Linked DNA regions of Homo sapiens: region 2 is linked to region 1. Evidence: chromatin contacts called from ENCODE Hi-C or POLR2A ChIA-PET data. All regions are on one chromosome and are shown on one strand. Each heading gives the region's core, a stretch centred on a gene start or an enhancer-like site at or near the end of the contact. The rest is flanking DNA. Distances are from core to core; before and after follow the strand shown.

What was found. Hi-C counts contacts between places; a loop is a spot of excess contacts on that map. ChIA-PET counts read pairs that join two places held with the same protein, here RNA polymerase II (POLR2A). Pooled maps may share reads with other maps.
Region 2: a loop to region 1 is called in a pooled map, with 4 times the contacts of the local background. The contact joins two enhancer-like sites. A Hi-C loop is called at or near these places in 1 of 37 single-sample maps with no recorded cell type and 2 of 50 pooled maps. POLR2A ChIA-PET finds 5 or more read pairs at or near these places in 1 of 52 experiments (activated T-cell).

The regions. Positions count from the first base shown.
Region 1 is chr12:46,387,841-46,393,821 of GRCh38, reverse strand. SLC38A4-AS1 (SLC38A4 antisense RNA 1) reads right to left here. Exons shown (of 4, transcript NR_125380.1): 2 at 5,850-5,981. Among named protein-coding and RNA genes, the nearest start is that of SLC38A4-AS1, 7.2 kb to the right of the region's middle. Within about 2 kb of position 3,366, at least 8 of the 41 ENCODE cell types and tissues checked have a DNase peak (open chromatin) inside an H3K27ac peak, as active enhancers do.
Region 2 is chr12:47,265,333-47,271,313 of GRCh38, reverse strand. No RefSeq gene overlaps it. Among named protein-coding and RNA genes, the nearest start is that of PCED1B-AS1, 52 kb to the right of the region's middle. RefSeq lists enhancers at 1-518, 2,859-2,908. Within about 2 kb of position 2,238, at least 3 of the 41 ENCODE cell types and tissues checked have a DNase peak (open chromatin) inside an H3K27ac peak, as active enhancers do.

The DNA of each region.
Region 1 (5,981 bases), core at 2,117-4,616:
ATAGAGTTTAGAACAGGCATGTTGAACTGCTACTATCACCATGGGTCTTTTATACTACAGATTATACAGCTGGATTTTTATATACAAAGGTTAATCAGAAAACACACAATCTGTTACTTGGGGGCTCTGTTAATTGGCTACAAAGTTGTATACACAAATTCTAAAAATGCATGAACTTTGAGCACATTTTATGAATTAAGCATTGTGCAGGGTACCTTGCATATATTAATTTAGATGGTCCTCCCAGAGATGTTGTAAGGTAGATAATATAATCCCAAATTTACAGGTGAAGACACTGAAGATCAGAGAAGTTGTGTGGAATGCCTAAGGAAGGTGTAGTAACCAGCAGTAAATGTTAAGGTAAAGATTCAATTCTAGATCTTTTCAGATTCCAAAGTTCTTGCTCCTTCTATAATATCATTTCAGACTACGCCAAAACCTTCTAGTTTAAAACAATAAACATAATGTGACTACTATTTGTATTGCATTTAGGTACTCTGCATTTAGGGATATTATTTACAAATTGTCATTTGCCCATATAGTGAACAATTCAGTCATTTATTTGAAAGGCATTAAATGCCTATACTATACTAGGCACTGGGTACTCTTAAAAGCAGCTCAAAATTGACCTGAATGTCAACACACTCTGAAAAAAAGTTAGAAAAGGTGAAAATGTCAAATTAGCTGGGGTTCAAGGTTCTCCAATTACTTTGAAAAGCTGCAGATGCACTACCATTAATTTTGCTTGAGGGTTGTTAATTCGTGTGTGTGTGTGTGTGTGTGTGTGTGTGTGTGTGTGTGTGGTCTGAGCTGAAAACCCAAAGAATTTTAAGTCATTTCAAAAGATTCTCTAAGTTAGGACAAATTCACAGGTAGCTACTAATTTAGGTATTTCCCAATTTAGGCCACATCACATGTACTACACTGAGACAGTCACGTGGGAAAGGCTACTCGGCAAAACCCCTACAGGCCTGCACACTGGGGTGGAGCCACAGAAGTCTGCAGGGAGGAGCCTGGCCCCTCCTCTTTCTGGGTGAAACCTGGGATTCAATCTGCAAGGCAGGAAGCCCAGGGGCAAGAAGCACACTCTTTCGCCTTGCTGATAGTCTCCCTTTCCCCTTGTCTTCCTTTTCACCCAATAAAACCCTGCCTTAGTCACCCTTTAAATTGTCTGCGAGCCTAAATTTTCAATGCCCTGTGACAAGAACCCCATCTTCAGCTGAACTAAGGAAAAGTCCCGCAACAACACTACATGTAATTAAGTGAGGAAAGGATGTCTTATAATTTTAGGACTGGTTAATCACATGGAAATTGTGAGGACACGTCTCATTTTTTAATCAATAAAAGGTAAAAAGTCGGGTTCTCTTCCTATATTCTTTGGGTAGCACAGTATGCGGATCTCTGAGCTTTAGTTTCCCAGGTTGCAGAAAAGGAGAAAATTTTAATGTCCATCTCAAAACATCATGATATTAAATGTGTAATGCATTCGAAAAAGTACTTTATAAACTATAATGTATTAAGTGCATGTTACTTACTGTCAGATAAAAATTTAATAATCGAAATAACTGTTTCTAGAGCCTATGTGTGAGCTAAAAAGCAGTTTGTACTCATTTCAGAATGGGAAAGACTCAGGGCAGGGAAAGGAAAATTAAAGATTTCTAAACAAAAATAAATAAGAACAAAACAACACAAGTTATTTCAAGTTTTCTTAAGAATCAGAATAAATATATTTGAGACAATAAAACTTCTCAGTGCCTTTTTACAGGTGGCATCCTCCTTGTAGGGCACAGAACAGTTATTACCTGATCAGCATCTTCCAAAGTTCAGGACCACTGAAACCATAATAGAAGAATCTTGGGAGCTAATGTCAAAGAATCATTTTTTGCTATGCTTGATTTAAGTCCAAACTTTAATGTGATTTTAATCTATTGCATATCCAATGAGGAATTTAACTGTGATAATACTGAAAAGAAATATTGGATGAGAAACAAGACAGGCCAAAACCCACAAATCTCCTGGGGCCACTCCTGACATGATTCTATGTCAATAGACTGGTTTTTAGCCAGAGGCTTTTCCGAGCATTCTGTCTTTCAGTTACAGATTGCAAACCATTGGAAATAAAATGCATCATCTTAAATTGCAAGAGCACATAGAAAAAAAGTAGCAACAGCATTACAGAAATATGATTTATAGCTAAAAGGGTGTGATATTCTGATGCCTTTCTCCTTGCTTTTAGACTCCTGTAAGGTTCAGCAGGACCTTAACCCTAAATTAAGTGGCTTCATAAAACCTCTGATAGAAAACAGTCTTGGACTGTCAGCAGGATGTTTGTGGATTATCTTAAGTAATAATTAACAATCAACCATTGGATTCAATGACAAAAAATACTGAACCATCTCTTCCCCAGTTCCAGCTATTGAAGTAGACTATGACTGAAAAACAAAAATAAACAACATATTTCCTGAGCTGAAGAACAGAAAGTAAAATTCAAAAACCTGTCTTCATGGCTACCACCTTCAATGTGCCATTTGTGTACTGTACCATGTCCTGGGGGGAGCGGGTGGTTAGGGCTGAAATCCAGCCTGTACTCCACTTATCAGGCCCTGCACCCTGGGATGGGGCTGTGTCAGCCAGAAGGAAGAGAGGTCTTCTAAGCAAAACGCTCCATGAGTCTGAAATGCTGCAACAGCACAAGGCTAATTGTCACAAAACCATTGTATAGACTAGCGGGCCCAGCCTGGCTGGCTCAATAGTGACTCTCTAAATGACTTATGGAAAATCACAACTTTTTCATTTCCTGCAAAGGAAGCCCTTCACATTGTTAAACTACCAATGTTTGTCAATCCACACAAAGACTACCATCCATCTCCTGCTGACGGGTAACATCAAGGGTCTTTCTCTCAAAATAGAAATAATAGAAACAATTGTTATACAGCAAGGTCCTGGCCTTTCTTTAATCAATGGCATTCACTCTGCCACACTTTCCTCACCTTCTTGTCCTCTAGCTTTAGCCACAGCTGGATGGAAGCTCTAGAAAACTTTTCACAAGATAGGATTAATCCCAAAGATCATTTTTCTTTTAAATTTAACTAGCTGTTTGCTGCTTCAGCCATCACTTGATGTTAGCCTCTCTGACATGACAAAGACAAAATTTGAGATTTGTTTGTTTGTTTAAGCTAACACTTGAGAAGTACTTAACATATGCCAGGCATGGTTCTAAGTGCTTCCTTTACAAGTTCAGACTTAACTAAATCTTCATGAGTTATTATTTATCTTTCACATTCATGAAATTAAAGCACACAGCTAGTAAAAAGCAGAAGCGAAATGAAACCAAACAGTCTGGATCCAGAGTCCATCATACCCAGACTGCTTTGCTGTAGGTACTGCCCTACAGCACAACAGGTACCTCTGAACAGTATGTTTGCCAATATTCCCATTTAGTGTATAATGCCCTAGGTTACAGCCTTTGGCAAATAAATGGTGTTGTCCTTGATGCCAGATATCATACCTAAATTTTTAAAAATTTACTGTAGAGCAAAATAAAATCAAAAGAGCATACTAAGATGCAATATTCTCAAGTAAGACCAGCTAAGAAGGCTTCCATTGTATTCAGCAGAAAACATAATTTCTGCAGACAAATTTAAAATATTTGAAAGCAAAATGAAATGTTCACCTTTAGCTCTCCACCTTCTAGGGCCAAGTGATGCAAAAATTCCATATTCCTAACAATAATATGAATTATCAAGGAAAACATTCATCATCTTTTCTCTTTAACTCTTTTTTGTAAATTTAAGTTACAAAGCAAAAAATTTCAAATCTTGGTTTTTTAAACAAGGGAGGGAGCCTTTTAACCAGGACTTACTCATGAAATTTATGCTTCAGAATCACAATGACTATCACTGCAGCTTCATTAATAAGAAGAAACTAGAATACTACTTCTTAGATATATATCTTCCTAATGTTTCTAAATGAAATTTCCGGGACAAAGGAACCTAATGATCATTAAACCAGTACTTCAGATGAACTTCTAATCATTGTCAAAGGCAAGTCTGTGTGAAAATACATATATGTGTCTATAAATATGTATGTTTCATATGGTTATAATGGGTATCCTCTAACATGAAACATACTGCAAATTATAGTCGACTTAGAATCAACTTTATGAAGTAACTAGGAATGACTAGTTAATTAACTAACTCTGGCTTCCCCAAAATTCTGAAAGTAGATTTTTAGCCTAATGGGTTAAAAACATAAGTACTAGGTACTTACTGAGAGCACATCTGGAATCACTTTATCTTGAAACTGTTGTATAATGAGGTGCTAACATAACCAACTATGGCTTGCCCCCCACTGAAATGTGTGTGTGTGTGTGTGTGTGTGTGTGTGTCCTGGACTTAACCCTCTTCCAGTAGCAAGTTCAAATTCCAGAACAGTTTGTCCAAGGATCATGTTGGCAGGAATGTGCTTGTCTTGGAAACTTGTGGACCAAAATATGTTCATCCTTAAGAAAAGCACATCCTGCAGATAACAGTGACTGGCCAATCAGTGTTGTCACGTCACAGAACTGTGGGTTCTCATTTTCTTGCCCTCTTTCCAATATCCAGCCCATATTCAGCACTGCTTGTGTAACAAAAGGCAATAAGGAAGAAGTTGTAACAAATCCTAACAGCAAACAGACCAAGACTTGGGGAGTTGCAATCTGGGAAGCTGAGGGTCAATATTTCATAGTGTCATTGATGAAGCCTGTGAATTTACCACAGATTTTACGGTTGTCAGTTCACAAACTTTCTGGTGAAAACAGACTTCTATAATAATAATAATTGGATTGACTAATTTCCATGACAGGACATGAGTAGAATGAAGAGGCAGATGATCTGGGTTCTACCTCCAATCCAGCCACTAATCAGCAATTCAACCAGCAATAAGTCATTTTCCTGTCTGGCCTCAGATGCATTCATCCATAAAAAAAGAACTGTCAGATAATCTCTAAAATCCTTTCCAGTTTACATATATTTTATGACAAAGTTTTTTACCTAACCTCAAATATGTGTGTGTATGCTCATACACACACACACCCACACAGAGAGAGAATGAATCCAGACAATCTATCGAAGATTAAACCAGGCATGAAAATCCAGATGCTGCTGTACACTTTACAGACGATTCTTTAGTTATCATTTCTTCCTCATACAAGAGTGTGAGGGGCTCACTGAGACAGGTCTTGAGTTCCCCTCACTTGTACCTTTTAGTCTCTCTCATTTCCTCTTTTCTTAACCACTGTCACACCAAAAGAGGTACAGTATGGTGCATAAGTTTGCAAAACTATAAAATGATACCATTCTTTGATTCTTCATTCTTCGATGCCATTCTCAACCTTTTGCACTTGGAGAAACATAGCTATTTTCACTTTTAAATGTCATTTATATTAGCATATTGTGAGTTGGTTATTACTTTTAAATACATTGACTATCTTTTAAGTTTTTAGTCTTAATTTCTACTATAAATATCAACACATATAGTCCACATAAACAAAACTCTTTGTGGTCCTCAATACTTTTTAAGACTGCAAGGGGGTCCTGAGACCAAAAGTTTGAGAATTGCTAATGTAGTAGTTAAGAGGACAAACTCCAGATCCAGCTGCCTGAGTTAAAATGTCACTTCTATCACTTAACAGTGGTGTGACATTGAGTACAGTCGCTTAGTCACACAGTTGTTCTGTGCCTCAGTTGGGGATAATAACGATAATAGTACTGACCCCATAGGGTCATCATAAGGCTTAAATGAACTGATATATGCACCATGCTTAGAAGTGTTGTGAGCCATCATTCTCTTTGGCGCTATTCACCTACCTCCATTCCCCGTGGTTTGCTTGGTTTGGTTTGATTTGGTCTGGTCTTACTACTGCTGCCTCTCCGTTTGACTGGCAAAGTGTGACTGGCACTGCTTCACCAGGGGCTAAAGGCATAGCTGACGAGGCTCCT
Region 2 (5,981 bases), core at 989-3,488, 880 kb before region 1:
AATATGGTCCTTTCTTCAAAGTGTTCATAACTTAAAGGCAGAGACAAAGAAGAAAATGCACAATTAAAATTCTGTAGAGAAGAGGGGACTCAGAAGGGCATCTAACTTGGCCAGGATGAGAGAATAGGGGTGAAGCAGGGCAACTGAGAAATATTACCAAGAGTAAGTGACTCTTGAGTGGGTAAAGGGGAGAGAGGAGCTTCATGCAGCGATACCCCCCATTCAAAGGCATGAAGGCAGGAGAAGGCTCCCCTGAGTCAGTGGTAGCCATTAGTTCGGGGTTGGGGAAAAGAGGTGAAGAGATTCAGACTAAGAAGTTAGGTACAGAATAGATGGTGCTGGGCTTTGCACTTGAGCTTCACACTGAAGGCAGTAGGGAGCCCATGAAAGATTCTGCATTTTCTCTGGTTTGTGATCCAGGAGGGGTAGACAGGAGCTGGACAGAGGGCAGTCTATGCCAGATAAACCTGGACCAGGATCAAGGCAGAGCATTGCAGAGGAAAGGACAGATATGAGTAGCCATTTAAGGTGAATCAAATATGTTTTGTTTTGTTTGTTTGTTTGTTTGAGACGGAGTCTCGCTCTGTCGCCCAGGCTGGAGTGCAGTGCGTGATCTTGGCTCATTGCAAGCTCTGCCTCCCGGGTTCACGCCATTCTCCCTCCTCAGCCTCCCGAGTAGCTGGGATTACAGGCACCCGCCACCACGCTTGGCTAATTTTGTTTTTGTATTTTTAGTAGAAATGGGGTTTCACTGTGTTAGCCAGGATGTTCTCGATCTCCTGACCTCGTGATCTGCCCGCCTGGGCCTCCCAAAGTGCTGGGATTACAGGCGTGAGCCACCGCGCCTGGCCGATCAAATATGTTTTAAATGTAGATAATCTTACTTGCAGGGAAGCCCAGGCAGAAAAACTGGAGAAAAGAAAAACATGCCTCATTCCCTTCCTATGACATCCTGTTGTGTCTGAGCTTTATTACTACAAGGTGGGGACACAGACTTTTCTAATGATAGTGGGCTATTTAGCACTTAACTTTAATCAGACCTGGTGCTGAGGCACTTTACATGGAAGGGGATCAGAATATGCCACCCCAAAATATGCCACTTTAGTGTAAGGATTATTTTCAGCTGGAAGCAATTGAGAATCAACAGATGCAGAAAGAGTTCTTTCCTCTCCCCTTATCTGACTAAAAGCAGGGCACAAATTTGCCTTTGTGAAGGTGTTTCCTCTGTGCCAGTAAGGGAAGAACAACCCATCACCAGAGTCTAACCACTTCTTTGAGTTTCACTCCTTTTTTGTGAACTCCTGTGCATGTAAATATTAATAAAAATTTTGTGTCTGCTCTTTTGTTAGTCTGTCTTTTGTTAGGTTAATTTGCACGCCCCCAGCAAAAGAAGAGAGTAGAGGAAAAATTTTTCCTCCCCAACAACATACATCATCTCACTGAACCCTTATCCCTCTTAGTGCGGAAGGTACATACCCCATTTTTTAGATCCAAAAACAAAACTAAGGGATGTTAAGGGGCTGGTCCAAGGTCACGTAGCTAACAGGTGGCAGAGCTGGGATTTGTACCCATGCCTACACGACCACACAGCCTGAACATCCAGCAACTATCCTGCAATTCCAGTGTGTAGGAAACACAGTCTAACAGAGTTAGCAGACAGGGATTGGAGCAGCGTAAAATCCATATTCTAATTCTAGCCCCATTACTATCAACAAAATATTAATCATGTAAATATTTGTGTTGTTCTTTATAGTTCTGATAATAAAGTCATTGCTTCAGTGGTATGACCTTGAGTAAATCGTGTAACCCATCTGTGTCTTAATGTTTTCCCATGAATCAGCACATGGCTTTTAAATTCTTACTATGTTTTAAGTCCTATTCTAATTGGAAGACTGTAATCTTTTATTTTGTTTGAAATAAAATAGCAATGATTTTCACCCTCTTTGTGAGCCCACAAACAAAACAGTAGATATTTAAATTCTGTGGTTACAAGAAAATAAAACAGAAAGAAGTCCTTTCAGTTCTGCTAAATGCAAAATGAACATATATGCAGGCCAGGTGGGGAAGAGATGGGCTGCATTTTTGTCTTGGGCATTAACCAATGTAACTAAGTGGTCAATTGCTATAATTTGAAACAGGAAGGGAAGCAGAAGAACTCCTGTTGATGCTGTTATTTTAAGTAGGTGCATGGTCTATCCTTATCTGGGTAACTTGACTGTCTCAGGCTTGACTAAGCTGCAAGTTCCAAGTTGGTCATATTAACACTGTTTACCTAATCTCAAAGCTCTGAGTGGTCACCGAGGGAGTCCCTAGGAGAGTCATTGTTGATAGAGAGGGTGAGGAGGGAGTAAACTGTAGTTCCCCAGGCTTTTGGACAAGGCTTTTGTTGAGGGGATTCAGAGAATGGTGGGAGCAGAAGAGAGCCAGTGGAATGGAGACAGAGCTGAGGTGGGGAAGAAAGATGGAGCAAGACATAGCAGCTGCTGGCCAGGCACGGTAGCTCATGACTGTAATCCCAGCACTTTGCGAGGCCAAGGCAGGTGGATCACCTGAGATCAGCAGTCCGAGACCAGCCTGGCCAACATGGTGAAACCCCGTATCTACTAAAAATACAAAAAAACTAGCTGGGCGTGGCGGCGGGCGCCTGTAAACCCAGCTACTTGGGAGGCTGAGACAGGAAGAGGTTGCAGTGAGCCAAGATTGCGCCATTGCACTCCAGCTTGGGCGACAAGAGTGAAACTCCATCGCAAAAAAATAAAACAAACAAACAAAACGACATAGCAGCTGCTGCAGGAGAGAAATTTCAAAAAGTGGTGATGAGACATTTAGAAAGGTTTGGGTGTATGATATGTAAATTTCTCTTTCGTCTACAAACAAAATTGCAACAAAACTCTGCCTGGTTAAATGTTGTGCTGGTTATTTGACTGTTTGCCTCCAGATCCATCCTTTGTGTCTGCTCTGTATGTCTGACTGTTGCAAGCTATGATACCCAGGCTCTCTTGACCACCTGTTTTAGCCTCACTTAACCAGCGAGAGGTACTGTTGGAGATTGGAGGTTGGGAGGAAAGGGGAAGCCAAAGTATTTCTTGTCCTCTTTTTCTGCCATGGGAGGCATATCTGGCAGTAGCTGCCCTCCTCTGTGGCTCCAGCTCTTGCCTGAATATTTCTGTTATAATGCTAGTGTCTATCAAGGGACCCCCAGATCCTTCCTTTGTCTCTCCAGTCTTAAGGGTGGGTGGTGGCTTCCCACTTGCTAATCTTTGGGATGCCTCATCTACCCTAGTGACTATTTTAGCTCCTCTAACACCTTTATAATTAATTCTTCGTATTTAATATCTTCTATTTAATAACCTGATGGGACCCTGATCAATACAGAGGAGACGTACCTTTTTTCCTCTCCTGGTTTCTATAACGAGGGAGTTCTCCAAGCACATGTTTTGTTTCCCTTAGCCCTTTTATTCATCCCACCCCTAGGGCTCTGGAGTGAGTAATTGGATGGTAATTTTGGAAGAATCGCTGAGCATGTTGGGTCAGCTTTGCTGCTTCCTATTAGGAGTGGGCATTCCAAGAATGCACAGTATCTCTCTGTATTGCAAGTCTTGCCTGGGCAGGCCTGCTCTAGCCTAGCAAATGCCTGACTATGGGCAAGTCTGTCTGATTTTAGCCCACTTGACCACCAGACCTAAAACCTAGTCTTCTAGCCTGGCCTCTGCCGGTAACAAAGGTGATCCCCATTTGCTCTACCTTTGTTTTATTTCTTCAACTTGTTCAGGATGCAAGTGAGCAAGAAGAGTGCCATTTATTGTGGCTCCCTCCTTCAGAGACTTTAACATTATTCATCAATTCTTTCGGAACTGGATTTATGATTTTTTAAATATGCTATAGTAACAGAGAAGGCCTAAAGGTAGGGGTGTGTGGACTGAGCTGGTGAGACAATGCTTCCCTCCTTAGCAATTTCTGGGACTCGCCAGTTGATCCCACATGTGTCCATGGATCAGCCCTGCTTATTGCTTACTTCCCAACTGCACTCTGTCTCACCTAACAGGACTACAGTGGTGCCATTGAGCTAGAATATTATTCTCAATGGCCAGATGCTTTAACCAAAATTAATGTCTGCTCATGCAGTTGGAATCCTACCATATGATGTTGCTGTTGGAAGTAAAGGCCTGCTGTACTTCAGTGTCAGTAAGATTGACTTCCAGTTGTTTCCTTATGATTCCTGAAACCACTGTCATCCCTAGCTCCCAAGGCAAGACCTTCCTCCCTCGTGCAGAATTCTTCCATGGTCATCCCCATCATTCTTCCTGTAATCTGGCTGCTTTGGAACCACCTGGCATGATTTGAACACAAGCATACATGTCTAGTCCCCTCAGATGTATGTGGTTCAGATTTTTTCTCCCTAGGAGCGCCTCAGATTCTATATAACTCAGGGGCTCAACGTATATACCAGGGGAGGGTTGTCCCTACACTGCGCTCTCCAGAAGCATCAAGTCTCAGCTATAACCTCGTGTCTATATATATATATATATATAGTATATATATTTTGTTTTTTTGAGACAGAGTTTCACTCTTGTTGCCCAAGCTGGAGTGCGATGGCGCAATCTCAGCTCACTGCAACCTCCACCTCCCAGGTTCAAGCGATTCTCCTGCATCAGCCTCCCAAGTAGCTGGGATTACAGGCACGTGCCACCATGCCCAGCTAATTTTTTTGTATTTTTAGTAGAAATGGAGTTTCACCATGTTAGCCAGGTGGCCAAGATCACGCCATTGCACTCCAGCCTGAGCAACAAAAGTGAAACTCTGTCTCAAAAAAAAAAAAAGGCATATTTCTTCAGTTGTATTTGAATACCACGATGGGGTCAGGATTCTGGGACAAGAAGTAGCCAAACTGAGAAACAGATTAGGACCCTGCTGCCGAGGATGTACTTCAGCCCCAAGCATGATGGAATTGATGGAATTGAGGTCATTTATAACAATCCTACACAGAAGCACTGCAGGTTGACTTAGAGCCACTTGCATTTATAATGAAATTTCAGTGATAGGGAACCACTGAGAATGTGGTGGACTCTTTCTTCCTTCTTTATTGTATCCTTGTGGAGCACCAGTGCGTGGCACCCAATATGGGAGTAACCAGTGACGAAGGAATGAATGAAGTTTTAGAGAATTTCTAAGCAGATCATATAGCTCTCATAAAGAAGACAACCATGTTTGGTGCAGCAGTCTAAGACCATTTATTTTTAAAATGCCGATTTAGCCCTTTTCTTCTTGTTTCTAAAACCCTAATTTTTCTTCTGCCATTTTAAATATTTGTCCTGTTATGTTTACCACCTTTCTCCCTCTTATCTATGGGCAACAAACTCCTTGTTATGTGACATGATTAAAGAACATGGATTTTCTTTTGGTTAATGGATTCCAGAAAGAATGGAGCAACTCCTTCTGCTACTATCATCCTCCCTGTTCTTAGGCAAGTTGTTTAACCTCTCCGGGACTTATATTTCTCACTCTTAAGTGACATTAGTAAGAGGAATTCTATGGATCTCCTGCAAGGCATGAGTGGAAGACAAAAAAACAGTTGGAAACGCTTTCTTATTAGCTGGTTGTTGTGGCACACACGTGCAGCCTCAGCTACTCACTCAGGAGGCTGAGGTGGGAGGATTGCTTGAGCCTGGGGAGTTGAGGCTTCAGCGAGCTGTAATAGTGCCACTGCACTCTAGCCTGGGCAACAGAGTGAGACCCCATCTGAATGAAGGAAGGAAGGGAGGAAAGAAACACTTTCTTGAAAGTTAAGCCAGGTGCAGGGGCTCACACTTGTGATCCCAGAACTTCGGGAAGTGGAGGCAGGGAGATGGCTTGAGGCCAGGAGTCCCAGACCAGCCTGGAAAACATAGCAAGTTGCTCCATCTCTACACAATAAAGTCAGCAGAGTGTGGTGGTATGTCTGTGTAGTCCTAGCTACTCAGGAGGCTGAGGCAGGAGGGTCG